Linked DNA regions of Homo sapiens: region 2 is linked to region 1. Evidence: chromatin contacts called from ENCODE Hi-C data. All regions are on one chromosome and are shown on one strand. The core of a region is the stretch at or near the end of the contact, and the rest is flanking DNA. Distances in the headings are between cores, read along the strand shown.

What was found. A loop is a pair of places that touch in the nucleus more often than their neighbours do. Pooled maps may share reads with other maps.
Region 2: a loop to region 1 is called in a map of CD8-positive, alpha-beta T cell, with 13 times the contacts of the local background. The contact joins the promoter of ACOX3 here to the promoter of LRPAP1 in region 1. A Hi-C loop is called at or near these places in 2 of 168 maps with a recorded cell type or tissue (CD8-positive, alpha-beta T cell and naive thymus-derived CD4-positive, alpha-beta T cell) and 9 of 50 pooled maps.

Annotation. Positions count from the first base shown.
Region 1 is chr4:3,527,981-3,535,160 of GRCh38, reverse strand. It overlaps LRPAP1 (LDL receptor related protein associated protein 1), which reads left to right and starts at 2,739. Exons shown (of 8, transcript NM_002337.4): 1 at 2,739-2,952. The coding sequence starts at 2,749. RefSeq lists silencers at 2,500-2,559, 3,000-3,249 and enhancers at 2,750-2,959, 6,117-7,006, 7,007-7,180.
Region 2 is chr4:8,437,687-8,444,759 of GRCh38, reverse strand. ACOX3 (acyl-CoA oxidase 3, pristanoyl) reads left to right here and starts at 4,037. Exons shown (of 18, transcript NM_003501.3): 1 at 4,037-4,112. It overlaps TRMT44 (tRNA methyltransferase 44 homolog), which reads right to left and starts at 3,983. Exons shown (of 11, transcript NM_152544.3): 1 at 3,319-3,983. The coding sequence starts at 3,937. RefSeq lists silencers at 3,570-3,629, 3,680-3,889 and enhancers at 3,358-4,091, 3,910-4,149.

The DNA.
Region 1 (7,180 bases), core at 1,490-3,989:
CACACTACAGAACAGGCCCAGGCAGCAAGAACCTTGTGCCCCTGAAGTCAGGCTGAACACTCTCACTTCTGAAAGCTGGACAATCCTCAATGCCAGGCTTCCCAAGAGACTCAATTTGTTTTGCTCTGAGAGATGGTCCTATAAGCACAGTTCCCCTTTTCTCTCGTAAGCAAGATACTCAGCTTCAGCACTGACCAGCCTCACAATCCGTCCTCACCAAGTGGAGGGCCCTCCCTCCGGGTTCCTCCACGGCCGTATCTGTCTCTGTTCATACACCTTCCCCTCAGCACTTAGAGACACGGGCTGGCATGGCGGGTGCTGGCGGCAGGGGTGAGAAATAAACTTTCAGCCCTAGAGGAGGAGCCCAAGAGGAGAGCATGCCGTCACCTGGAGTCTCTGGTATGTGCCTGGCACCTGTACTGATTGCATTAACCACTGTGATTTTTTAGAAGATGTACTAGTTTGAAATGTATAATACATACGGAGAAGTGTATGAAATATGTACAATTTAAAGATAAGGAAAAATGCATGCCTGTGTGCCCACCACCTAGTGAAGAACTACAACCTGGACACCACTTTGGAAGCCTGTCTGTGTTCACCCGTCGCATTCTCCCTCCTCCCCCAGCCCAGGTATCCTCCATCCTTTAGCCATCCCCTGACTTTCTTTAGTTTCATTGCCTGTGTATGCAGCCACGAATAAAATATTGCTTAGTTATCTGGGAAACCGGGCTGTATAGGAAAAGGGCTCTTAGAACCCCACACCACTGTCAGATGCAGGATCCCAGAAGACTCTGCTCCCAGTCCAGCTTCCAATTCCTGTGGGTTTATAACGGGCCTTTCTAGAGACACTGGGGGCAGGATTCACAGAGCTGGAACATTTGCAGTTAGGACCACATTCCAGATGACCAACAGGGACATGCTTGGGGGGGATAGGCCAATTTGGACTATCCCCTTCTAAGCCCACCAAGACCTACCTGTAGCTCTCAGGAGTGGGGTCAGGGCAAAACATGTATGTGGGGTAAAACAGGTGACCTCTGATTCTAGGCACCAGGAGATGGAGAGAAGAGCAGGAACGAGGGAACACAAGGGGAAGGCAGGCACAGGTGAGAATCTAGGCCAGGCTCACCTGGCCATTCTGTCCTGAGGCTTAAAAACATGCAATGATGGCAATGACAGCATTTGATCTGTCTCTGGAGTCACTTCGCATGAGGTCATTCTCCCTCCACCACCCTCCTGGGGGATTCCTTTACCTCCTCTCCCCCATACATCCCATATTGGGAACTTGTGCTTCCAGCTAAGATGCAGTAACAGACTGAATTTACCCTCTTGCCTGAAACAACTCAACAGCTGGAAAAAAAGAAATGAAACGATGGCTCTGAAAATACTAGAAAAGCAGCACAGGACAGAAGCAGATCACCTTGATTCCAGGGACCTGAAATCTTCTCTGGAACAACACAAGATACAATTTAAATGTAAATTAGGGTAGGCCCAGTGGCCCACGCCTGTAATCCCAGCACTTTGGGGGACCAAGACGGGAGGGTTGCTTGAGCCCAGGAGTTGGAGAACAGCCTGGACAACATAGGGAGACCTAATTTCTACCAAAAAATTTCAAAAATTAGCTGGGCGTGGTGACACGCACCTATAGTTCCAGCTACTTGGGAGGCTGAGGCAGGAGGATCGCTTTAGCCCAGGAGGTCGAGGCTGCAGTGAGCCATGATCATGCCACTGCACTCCAGCCTCGATGACAGAGACCCTATCCCCCCACGCAAAAAAAGGAAATGAATTAACATTAATTCCTCTCAAGATGCCCAGGCTCTATTCACCCCCTTTGTCATTGTCCCTCCAGTTGGAAATTCCTCCCTCCCCCCGCAAAATCCCGCCCACCCTTGGAGGCCTTTTCAGATCATTCTTGCCAGATGAGCTCCCCTTGTCCCTTCTCTGAGCCCAAAGGGGCCCAGCTGCTGTCTGTCTCCCTCCTTCCCCTTGTTTCCCGCGCTACCTCCAGGGCACTTCCCAACTCACTGGCCAAGCCCCCAACGAGCGGTCTATGCTAACTTTGGCTCTGTGAATTTCCTAGAGTGTCATGGGTTGGGGAAAAGCGCGCGAAGTCCTGCCTTGCAGCAGGCGCGAGAGCAGGCGCTTGGGACGCGGGTTGGGGCAGGGGCCCCGGGACGTAGGGGGACGTCTGCGCGGCCCTGCGTCCCCGGGACAACCTGGCCTGGGCTTACCCACGGCCAGGCGCTCCGCGGAGGGCAGAAGCGGGCTGGGCCAGGCTCCTCAGCGCCAGGCCCGGGCCGCAGTGCCAACCCCGCAACGGCACTGGACATGCAAGAGTCGGCGTCAGTGCGCGTGAAGCCGGAGCATTATCAGGCTCAGCCAAACGCGGCCCGGTTCTTGGGCTTTCCGCTCTTTCTGTGGGGCAGAGAGGGAAAGAGGCCTCGAGTCGTGCGGGCTCCAGGCTCCGGGCTCTGGGTGAGGCCTGATCCCTGCTCCCACCCGGCCACCCTCATTCTCCAGTTGTATCCCCTGCCAGAGTCTGCAGCCTCGGGCCGCGGCGTGGTTGCCTGGGAAACGCTTGCGCCTGCGCAGGGCTTCCTAGGCGCTGGAGTCCGCCGGCGGCCTCGCCGCTGCCGGCCGCTCACGGAGGAACTACAATTCCCAGGAGACCGCGCGGTGGGTGGGGGCGGGGTAGTGGGCGGGGCATCGGCAGGCTAGGTTTTCTCCGCGCAGCGCCAGTCGCAGAGGAAGATGGCGCCGCGGAGGGTCAGGTCGTTTCTGCGCGGGCTCCCGGCGCTGCTACTGCTGCTGCTCTTCCTCGGGCCCTGGCCCGCTGCGAGCCACGGCGGCAAGTACTCGCGGGAGAAGAACCAGCCCAAGCCGTCCCCGAAACGCGAGTCCGGAGAGGAGTTCCGCATGGAGAAGTTGAACCAGCTGTGGGAGAAGGCCCAGCGAGTGAGCGCGGCCCGCGGTCGGTGGAGCGGGGCCTGGGGGCGGGGGCCGTGGTTGGGGTCGTTGGAGCGGGGCCCAGGGGTCGGAGGCGGAGGGGGGCGCAGCCGGGGCACCTGTGCCCTACGCGCCCTGTCCTTGGCACAGCCTCCCCCAAGTGTCAGGTGGGGCGCCCCGACCCCTTCTGCAGCAGGAAAGGTACCCGTGCCGGCGACGACGCCGTGTGAAGCAGGTGGCGGCCGGCACCCCGAGGGTCAGTGTCGCCCTCCCCAGCCTGGGCGGCCTGCTGACCCGAGCGTAGGGACAGAACCAGGCTAGATCACAGGTCTCCTGCCTCCCGAGCCTTTGCCTGTTCCCTCAACCTTATCTCCCTATGTGGGGAAACAAGAAAAACAAAATGTTGGGTAGAAAGACGTGTCCAGGGACAGAAGGAATCCCAGTAGCAAGCCCGTGCTTGTTCATTTGAGCGAGAAATGAGGAGGTGAGGAGATGGGATCGGTTTAGAGCACATAAAACGCGACCTTGGGAATGCTGAAAGTCAGTCTTAACAGGGCGCTCACCTGACCTCTCCTTCATTTGAGAGATGAGGGTACGGAGGCCCCGAGGGGAAAGGGCACCCCCAAGGTGGCTCGGCCGGTGGGGCCCCCCGGGACAACAGCTTCCTAATTGGTGCGTGACCCTGGGCCAGCTGCTCTCTTCATTAAGATACGGTTGCTTCATTTGTTAGGTGTTCCTGAAAACACCTGAAATGGGTGTTTTCGAACTATGCCGACCATCTGGGCCTCATTATCTCATCTCAAATGCAGGAGTCAGATTAGATCTCTGTCTCAATAGTCCAGTTTTAAGCATTCCTGAGTCTTTGAGAGGGAAAGTAAGTGATTTGCAGAATAAGAAGGAACTTTTGGAACGAAAAGGGAGAGGAGAAACAGGTGGGGGACAGACAGACGACAGACGGTTATAAGACTGCGTGGGGATGGGGATTGACGCCTGGGCATCAGCTCCACAGGCCCTTCCTGAACTGCTCCTGGGACCAGCAGTCAAGCCCCAGGCGTAATGTTCAGCCTGCGGAGGTGGGAGGTGGGAGAACGCTCTGGGCTGGAGCGGCAGGGCGGCTTCTTGGAGGAAGGGATTCTGGAGGGGCTGGGGACACGGCTGGGTTTGGATGTGTTGATGGCCTCCCAGCAGCAGGGAACAGGTGTGACCAGGAGCAGCCGGGATGCAGTGCTGCCTCCCCGTGCCCACTGCACTGGGCATCTGTTGAGTGGGTGGAGTCCCCCCTCCCCATGAGGAATGGGGAGCCCGAAATAGACTCCCTGACCGATTGGAGGTGGCGCTGAGGAAGTGCACTCGGACCCAGGAACCCCAGCGGCTCCCTTTTGGGTGCTGGCCCAAGTCTTCCACCTGCTCTGCAGGGCCGCCCTGGTGCGCTCCACCTTACCTCCAGCCACCTCCAGCTGGTCCTCTGTCTTTGTCAGCCCAGGCCTCCTGCAGCAATACACCTGCCCTCAGGCTGCCCCTGCACTGGTCCAGCTACCCTCGGGCTGCCCCTGCACTGTCCCCCGGTGCTGGGTGCTCGCCTGACCAGTTTCAGTCTTGGGTTGGGTCATGTCTCCTAAACCTCCCTGAGGTTCACTGGGCACCATGGTAGGGCGAGCTGCTCACCTCCACTTTGGACTGAGCCTTGGACTAGATGATCTTTCTGGTCCCTTTAAGTCCTGAAGTTCTAGTTGTGTGGGCAAGTCTTTTTTGCTGAACAGAACGTGAAGTTCTTCGGGGGTGAGGGTGTTTTGGGGGATTTTGTGTGTCTTCCCCCATTCCAGAGAGCCTGGTACTATGGCAGGCAGGCCTGCAGAGCCCATTCGTCCTGATTTTCCTTCCAGATAACGGAAGCTTGGAGGGTGGCGGTGCTGTGAGGGTGTTCTATCCTGGAGCCAAGTGTGCAGGCGTCAGACCCGTCCGGGTCTTTTTGAGGTTCTCAGTGGCGGTAGTGCATCCCGGGTGGTCTTTGTGCTGTGGCTCTTTCTGCCGAGCGTGCCAGGGCCCAGGGTGGTCAGGAGGCAGGAGGAGCCACAGTCAGTTCAAACGTAGGGGGAGAGAATTGTTCGTGCAAATAGTCACTCCAGTCGGCTTCTTACCCCACCTGACTCGCCGCTCTAGGTAGGTATCAGACGGAGACGGGGTCTTGGATCGCCCCCTGGAAGATAATTGAGGTGAGGGCTGCTTTTTCAGAGAAGCACTTCCTGCCCGGCTCTGCAGCCACTGCTCTCAGCCTCCTGCGACCTGCGCTCAGCAGCCAGGACGGTCTTGTCCTTTCTTTGGTTTGCTTCATGAAAACATCGTGTCCCTGTTTTCTGCATGTAAAGCCACATCCTGGCATATAGGATTGCGTAGTGTGTCAGTAGGCATAGGGTGAAGGGAGCGTTTCAGGAAACCTTTGCCTTTGATGGGCTTGGGCTGTGAGACCTGCGTTGAGGTTGCCGCCAAGAAGATGCTGAGACCCGCTTTCATCAGGCGAGACCCGGCCAGGGGGGTGCTGCTTCATCCTCTCCAGCAACTTGAATCTTGACTTTCTGTGACTCTCCCAGTTCCTCTTTCACAGGCGGGCTCCACTGTGTTGCAAGACTCCTGAGCAGAGGCTGTCCCTGGAGCTTTGGAGGTCAGAGGCCATGCAGAGCCCTTGTGCTCACAGACGACTTCTGAGGACTCTGCCTCTTCAGAGCTCTGTGTGTTGTGTTGATGCTGAGGAGTAAGCTCCAGGGTCTGCATGGTCCAGCTGCGGCGCTCAGGGACACACTCGTGTACCTCTTGGCCTGGGCTGCACGGTGCCATGAGCTCGGAGTCCTTGGCCATAGGTCCTTAGTTTTTTTGGTTTTTTGTTTTTTTGTTTTTTTTGAGACAGAGTCTCACTCTGTCGCCGAGGCTGGGGTGCAGTGGCGTGATCTCGGCTCACTGCAACCTCCGCCTCCCAGGTTCAAGCGATTCTCGTGCCTCAGCCTCCTGAGTAGCTGGGATTACAGGCATGCACCACCATGCCTGGCTAATTTTTATATTTTTAGTAGAGACGGGGTTTCACCATGTTGGCCAGGCTGGTCTCGAACTCCTGGGCTCAAGTGATCCTCCCGCCTCTGCCTCCTAAAGTGTTGGGATTACAGGTGTAGTCCCAGGAGGCACCGCACGCAGACAGTCCTTAGTTCTGACGTGAATGGTGACTGCAATGAGAGTGTGTGAAGCATCTTGTTCTCAGAGGTCTGACGAGTGGAAACTGAGGTCTGCAGAGAGGAGCCCTCAGAGCCCCACCCCAGCTCTCAAGCGTCCCCCCTGGCTTGAGAAGGGCCTCTGAGGATGGGCCAGCCAGTGGCCTCCATGGGCACCTAGGACTCGCCAGGCCAATGCATGACCTCACAGCAGCTCAAGGCGGGTACGGCTGTGCCCTTGTCCACGGAGCTCAGGTGGAAGGAGCTGGGGCACAGTGGCTGGGCTGGGACAGTGCATGCCACCTGCCGTGGTGAGACAGGTACAGCGTGCCAGGAAGCCTTGGTCACCGCCACAGCCTGCTCCTCATGGTGGGTGCCTTGCAGTCTGGCGCGGGCACTCAGGTGAGCGCTGGGAGGATGGCACATGCCCTCTGAAGAGGTGGTCCATTGGCGGTCCTGGTGGCATTGGAACCTGCCCAGCCTGAACTGTGCGGTGTGTGCAGGTTGACACCAGTGGTGTAGCTGTGGACCCTGGCCTGGGTTTCCTGGGGCGTTGAGAAGCAGCAGCAGGTTATTGGAAAGTTCCAGAAAGCTCTGCTGGCACGCGGGTGGTGCTGTGTGGGGAAGGGCCACTGCTGAGGTCCCAAGCAGTGCTGGGCCCTTGGGTCTGGTCAGGAGGACACGGTCGGCTCTGCTTGTGTCTGGGGACACAGGACCGGCGTCGTTTGATCAGCTGAGCCGGCTTTCTTGCCTGCATGTATACCCTGGTTGTTGATGATTTGCCTCGCTGCTTCATGTTTGACAGGTTCTTTTCTGCAGTTGGTTTCCACAGGGTACTTCTAACTTGATGCGTTAACATTTAACTTGAGAGAGGTGAAAGAATCCAGACGTGGGGTCTGGGGTCTGCACGTGACCTGCTGGTCTTCCTCTGCACAGAGCTGGGGCTGCTTTTTGTGGTGGTGCTGCCAGGCTGGCCCCTTCTGCGCTGAGCACTGGCAGCCACACATCAGGGGAAAGGGAGCTGGCTTTTGTGAGACATG
Region 2 (7,073 bases), core at 2,788-5,287, 4.9 Mb before region 1:
TATCCTTTGTGTTACAAACAATCCAATTACACTCTTTTCGTTATTTAAAAATGTACAATAGTGGCCGGGAGAGGTGGCTCACGCCCGTAACCCCGGCACTTTGGGAGGCCAAGGCAGGCGGATCACGTGAGGTCAGGAGTAGGAGACCAGTCTGGCCAACATGGTGAAACCCCATCTCTACGAAAAATACAAAAATTAGCTGGGCGTCGTGGCACATGCCTGTAATCCCAGCTGCTTGGGAGGCTAAGTTAGGAGAATCGCTCGAACCCAGGAGGCGGAGGTTGCAGTGAGCTGAAATCACACCACTGCACTCTAGCCTGGGCCACAGAGCGAGACTACTCTCAAAAAAAAAAAAAAAGTACAATTAAGTTATTATTCATTATAATCCCCCTGTTAGACTATCATATACTAGGTGTTATTCATATTCTATTTTTTTTGTACACTTTAACCATCCCACCTCTCCCCCAACCCTCCACTCCCCTTCCCACCCTCTGGTAACCATCCTTCCACTCTCTATGTCCACGAGTTCCATTGTTTTGATTTTTAAACCCCATAAATAAGTGAGAACATGTGATGTTTGAATGACAAACTTCTGAGGATCAAAACTGCCCCGACTGAAACCTCTGTTCTAGATGAGAAAACCAGGCGTTCAACAGATTAAGTAATCTGTCTCAAATCCACATAGCCTCAAACTGAATTCTGTTCTTTAACTAAAGAAGTCAAGTTCTTAACCACTATGTCATCCTGTCACCTGCTACTAACAGTTAAGATTTCTTAGTCACATTCCTTTTTTTTTTTTTTAGACTGAGTCCCCGTCTGCTGCCCAGGCTGGAATGCAGTGGCACAATCTTGGTTCACTGCAACCTCCACTCACCGGGTTCACGTCATTCTTCTGCCTCAGTCTCCTGAGTAGCTGGGATTACAGGCACCTGCCACTACGCCTGGCTAATTTTTTGTATTTTTAGTAGAGACGGGGTTTCACCATGTTGGCCAGGCTGGTCTCGAACAGTCACATTACTCTTAAGACCTTCGTGATCTTACCCAGAATAGGGCCAAGAAATATACAAAAGTTGCAAGAGCATCTCCACTTCACACAAACAGCAGCTAGCATTTATTAGGCACTTACCATGTGCCAGGAACTATTCTAAGCACTTTACAATGTATTAATTCCATTTAACTCTTCCAGCAACTCCAAGATATTTTATTATTATCCTATTTTACAAATGAAGACACTGAGGCACAGAGAGGCTCTATAACCTGCCCACAGCCATACAGCTTGTAATTGGCAAGACCAAAATTCAAAGCCAGGCTGTCTATATTCCATGGAGGATACAAGTCCTCTGGTGAGCCTTCCTGGCGGGAACTGAATATAGAAAGCAATCCTGAAAACGTACTCCTTGTTGAGAGGGAAAACTGCCTCCCTGAGAGGAAGAAAGGAAAAAATTCTGTCCTACCCCTCTGTTCAGCGAAGTCTACACATGAAGGCCTCACGGGCACTGCCTCTCCAATCCTCAGTCCAGTGGATGGACAACGTAAAATGGTTAAGATTAGAACACAGTTGATAAGAGCTGGAAGAACTCCTAAACTAGACTGGACTGGCAGAGAGGCCCCCTGGAGGAGAGGACACCTAGAGTCTTACAAAGGCACAGAGGCAGACAGTATTGGGAGCCATCAGAGGGGACTATGTACCTCCCAGCAATTGCTGCCTGAGGTAGGCAGAAGAGCCTCCCAAAAGTGTCCATGCCGTAATACCCAGGACTCGTGAATATACTGTATTATATGGCAAAAGGGGCACTTGCAAACATGATTATGGTTACAGACCTCAAGAGGAAGAGTACTCTGGATTATCCAGGTGAGCCCGGCCTAACTCCATGGGCCACGAAGAGCAGAGAATTTTCTCTGGCTGGAGGCGGAGGAGAGAAGCAGCAGGAGAGGAAGGCAGAGAGATTCCAAGTATGAGAAGAATTCAACCCCATTGCTGGCTCTGAGATGTAGGAAGCTGCATGAAAGAACCAGAAAGAAGCCTCCAGCAACTGACAGCCAGCAAGGGAACAAGGACCCCAGTCCTACATAAAAAATTGGATTCTACCAACGAACTGAATGAGCCTGAGAACAGATTCCTTCCCAGAACCTCCAAATAAGAGCCCAGCCGGCAGGCTGTTTGATTTTGGCCTCGTGAGAGAGACCCACAGCGGAGAAACCAGCAGAGCCAATGGGGATTCCTAACCTACAGAACTGAGACAATCAATTTTTTGTACTGACCAATGAATTTGCAGTAATTTGTTACAGTGGCAATACGAAACACATGCTGCTGAATAAAGTTTCAGGTAAGAGTGGCTGAGGCTGAAGTGTCAAGGTCACGGGCAGTAAAAATAAATGCCAGAGATTTAACGAACGCTGAGGACTAGTAGGTTCCCATCCATCCAGTCTCTATGCTCTTTCACAGTTATTTGTCTCAGCATAAATAGCTCTCTTTATGTTGGGGAAAAGGCTTATGGCATGCCTGTATAAACTGGCCATAAAAATATGAGACAATAAGTTGTGGAAAGCCACAAGAGGCCTCTGAGGAGGAAAGCCTTCTTATTGTCATGATGTTCCCATGCTCTGGGCGAGACCTACTGTCTTACCTATAAACACTGTGTTCAAGGAGAAAGACACTCCTTTGAATCACTACAATGTGGTCAGACATGCAGGCTCCTAGTTAAGCACGCTCCCACTGGTTATTCTCCGACAAGTTAAAGATAACGCTGTTTGAGCACAAAGGAGATTCATTTAAACCGCCACTGCTATAGATGACATGTATGATGCACTGTCTCCCTTTCACCCTTTCGCCCCGAACGTCCGCTTCTTAGATCTAAGTGATTGTACTCAATAGTGTGGAGACCAGAGCTCCCAGGCTTTGGCAGCCTCCATTTTGCAATTGGCCCCCTGGCCCCCAATCTTTATGCACTCTTAACCTGTCTCGTCTCATTCCTTCGTCGCCACCGGACTTTGAGTACCCTACGGGTGGTGTTGAGGCTGGTCCCCAACACTTTTACACCTACAGCTTTACCTGCTAAACTCCTAGGTATTACGCAATATCCAGCTAGTCCTTCACTGTCTCTTTGAAGCCTTCCAGACACCACCCCAATCAATTATCCCATCTTCTGTACTAAGGACACACATTTCTATGCGCCCACTCAAAAAACTATGAAACACCTAACAACCTCCCTAGGACATCGCAGAGGAACTAGTACCCTTAGGACTTTTTCATTGACCCGAGGTTCTATGAATGCTTTTTTATCTAATCATATCCGTCCACTATCAAAACACTCTTACCTTGCACGACTATTTCCCTCCTGGGAGTTGTAAGGGGGCAATGTGGGCTAGTTTTCGGGATGACGGTTCTGAGAACCACGTCGAGCTCACGCTGCGCCTCTGGCTGCGATCCCGCCCCGGAGCTGGTGAGGAAGGCCAGCAACTCCGAATTGCCACGGGCGAGACTTTGGGAGAAATCCTCCCAAAGCGAATCCAGATCTGCGGCGGGGAAGTCGCCCTCCCTTCCTTCAGCATGGCCGGGGTGCCCGGAGTCCCTCAGGGGCACTGAGGCGGCTTCCCTCTGTGCCTCCTCTTGCTGGCACTGGCCCTGGGCCTCCTCAAGTTCGCAACATGCCGTGCCCTGCTCGGGTCCTGATAGCGACCTGGGACCCGGGCCCCCTCCGGGGGAACCCTGGCCGGGTCCCGGACCCCGCTCCTTCTGCTCCGAGCCTGCGCTAGTCCCGGGGCCGCGGGCCTCCGCGCAGGGCAGGGCGGCGCTCCAGCGGGCCTCCAGGCGGGCGCCGCAAAGCCGTTTGTTTGCCACCTGCGGCCTCTCCAGCCACACTTCGACCGCAGCCCAGAAGCCCTGTGGGAGAAGCGCGCCTGGGTAGCTGATCCCGGTACGGCCCACCTCAGCCATGGCAGCCAGCAGGTGTACAGCCCTGGCAGCGGCGCGCCGAGATGACGCAGCCCGGTGGCGCGGCGCGTTGACGTCATGGAGGCGGGGTGCTGGGACCGGAAATGAGAATGGCGCCGCTGGAGATCCTTTCCTGCTTTTGGTTTCCCTGGCAGGGGTTGAACTGTGGAGTGTGTGGGTGAGGAATTTGACCTGTGTTTTATTCCCTTTTGAGAGAATTCTGGGCGTGGTATAGTTACAGAATCAAACATCAGCCAGCCAGCGGGTGTGGAACGCATTGTCCTCAGTACTGATTACCGATAAAAGTCAGGGAGCCTAAGTTTGTGAACGTAAAAGATGAGTCCTCTTATGAAAGCTAACTTTTCTCCACTTGGGTTCTGGTTTGCTTTTAGTGCTGGCATTACAGCCAGTGCCTTCCTAAGTCTGAGTGCAGCCATGGCTGTTTCATAAGAATGATGTAACGTTGTCCCATGAGGGATGAAAGTCATCTGTCACCTACTGTAGCAGGACAAGCCACAGACAAAACTCCTCAGACACCGGATTAAAGAAGAAAGAGGTTTATTCGGCCGGGAGCATCGGCAGACTTGCGTCTTAAGAGCTGAGCTCCCCAAAAAAGAAATTCTTGGCCTGTTTAAAGGCTTACGACTTTAAGGGTCCACGTGAAAGGGTCGTGATAAATTGAGCAAGCATGGGAAACGTGACTGGGGGCTACATGAATCAGCTAACAGAACAGAAAGTTTTGCAATGCTTTTTTCATACAATGTCTGGAATTTACAGATAACACAAGTAGTTTAGGTCGGGGGTTGATGTTATTATTATTATTTTTTTTAACTCCTAGGGCCACGTGGTGGTGCCAAGGTTGTCTGGCTATTTATCTGACTTTTGTTTCTTTCTAACTTTTTGCTTTCTCTCTTTTCCTCCTGTCTTATGAACTAGGCAAGGTGGCAGGGAGGAGGGCAGCAGGAGTAGTAGTGGTCTCCTTATCCCTTCCTTTGAGAATTTTCACAAATTAGTGGGAGTTCTCGCTTTTATTTTTACTTTGAGTCTCTTTGGGAGACAGAGTGATAGTGTTTTATGTAATACACTTGCAGTGAGGGTTTTAAATTCTCTTATAGCTGGAAACTATCTTTTAAATAAAGACCTAGGATCAAACCTGTGTTAAACCAGTACAGGCACATGTGCCAACTTTGTCATGTCCTAAGCAGGTTAGTTTTTTTACTGGGTCTTAAAAGCTTTTTTCCTAGCAAGCAACACAGTATTTCTTAATAATAGGAGTTTTTAAGAGCCAAATGCTTGAACTTGGCATCTGCTTGGGGAAAGAGTTAAAGTAATCTTGAGGCATTAAATCTTTTGCTTCTCAAGGCCATTGGTCTCTCATGTTAGCCTTTTTATAAACATAACATGAAGAAACGTCTAGGCTGCTGGCAATGTTTTCAGCCAGCTGAGCAAATAGGTTGTTTGTTTGTTTTGCTAAAGGAGGAGGCTCTTGTAACTTCTGGTTTATGTGTTTAAAGAATGACTTAAAGACTCGGAATTGTTGCTGGGCTGGACGGGTCTGGGTTTCCTGACTAAGTAGTATGTGTACAATGGGGACACCTTATATAGGTGTTTCTTCTAGCATGGTTATGGGGGGTAACAATAACAAAACAATATACAGCATATTTGTATCCAGCAAGGACAAAAGAGGTCCTTACCTGGGAAAAAGATTGAATACAGTGACAGAACAATAGGAAAACAGTATTACAGGAAAACTATTAGTCTTAAGATTTTTAACTACGTTTACTTGCTTGACAAGTCCTCAAGCTTCGGCCATGCGTAGACTATTCAGCTGCCAGTGCGTGACTAGAGCCGGGCTTGTTGTTTCTTCAAGCTTCAGCCGTGTGTAGACTGGTCAGCCTCCGGAGTGACCAGAGCAGGGCTGTCGTCCTCAGCAACAGCTTGGTCTCGTCTCCGAATCAGCCGGGTAGGAAGATCTGTGTCCTGCTGGCTGGTCTACTTGTCCTGAGCTGCCAGTGTTAGCTGACTGTGATGGATCTAAGACACAACACCTGCAACTTTTAACAGCAGTGGGAGTGGAAAAGATTACAGTATAAGGCCCATCCTATATGGGTCCTAGAAAAATTAGATTTTACTTTTTAACTTAAACAGAGTCACTAGATTTAAAGGGGTGTCAGGCTTATAGGCATTTTTATGTATTTAATTATAAACACTTTGTATGGCTATTTCTAAAATCTGCATTTGCTTTCTTAAGGTTAATTCCTTTAGTTCTTGGAGGTCACCTTTAATTTGACCTGTGATTTGGGGGTGGCCGACCGAACAAAATCTTATAGGGTAAATACCTAGTTTGTTTGGTGAGGGTGCAGCTGACTTGAAGGAGGACCATAGGCAAAAGCCTGATTTTATCTTAAATGAATTTCCTGGCAATATTTTTTTCAGTAGCTGCTCGAGTGTCCAGTTCATGCACTCCACTTTTTCTTGAACTTTGCAGCCAATAGGCTGTGTGTAACTTCCATTTTATTTTTAACAGTCTTGTTAAATCCTGCCCTATTTCAGCTACAAATGCTGGCCTATTGTCTGACTTTAAAGTTAGAGGCAGTCTAAACCTGGGGATAATGTCTTTTAACAATACTTTAGTCACTTCTTGTACTTTTTCTGTCCTGGTGGGGAAAACTTTAACTTACCCTGGAAAGGTGCAAACAAGCACTAGCATGTACCGATAGCCTCCAGCATGAGGCAGTTCTGTAAAGTCTATAAGCAAGTTTTCACAAGGTATGGCTCTTTTTCCTGTTTAAGTTTCTTAGAGGAGGGGTTCTTTTTCTTTCCCCCCTTTGTAACTCTATCTAGTGGCTTAGCCATCAGTGAGAAATTGGAATCCAGATATGGCAGAATCCTGCTGCTTTTAACTTCTAATGTGACAATGGGCTCCTGGGAGCCTAATAAGAAGGTGCCTAGTCTGCCCTAGTCTTTACATTCTTTAGCTCCTGCCAGCCTGATCAGATCAGTATTTGGTTCCTCCAAGGTGCGGCAGCCCTTGGCCAATGGCCTCTTTGTCTTGCAGCCTTGGCCATTTCTTTTATTGCCTTCTGAACATTCACCCTTCTAGTGTCCTTTCTTTTTTCATCTCACACATTAATGTCTC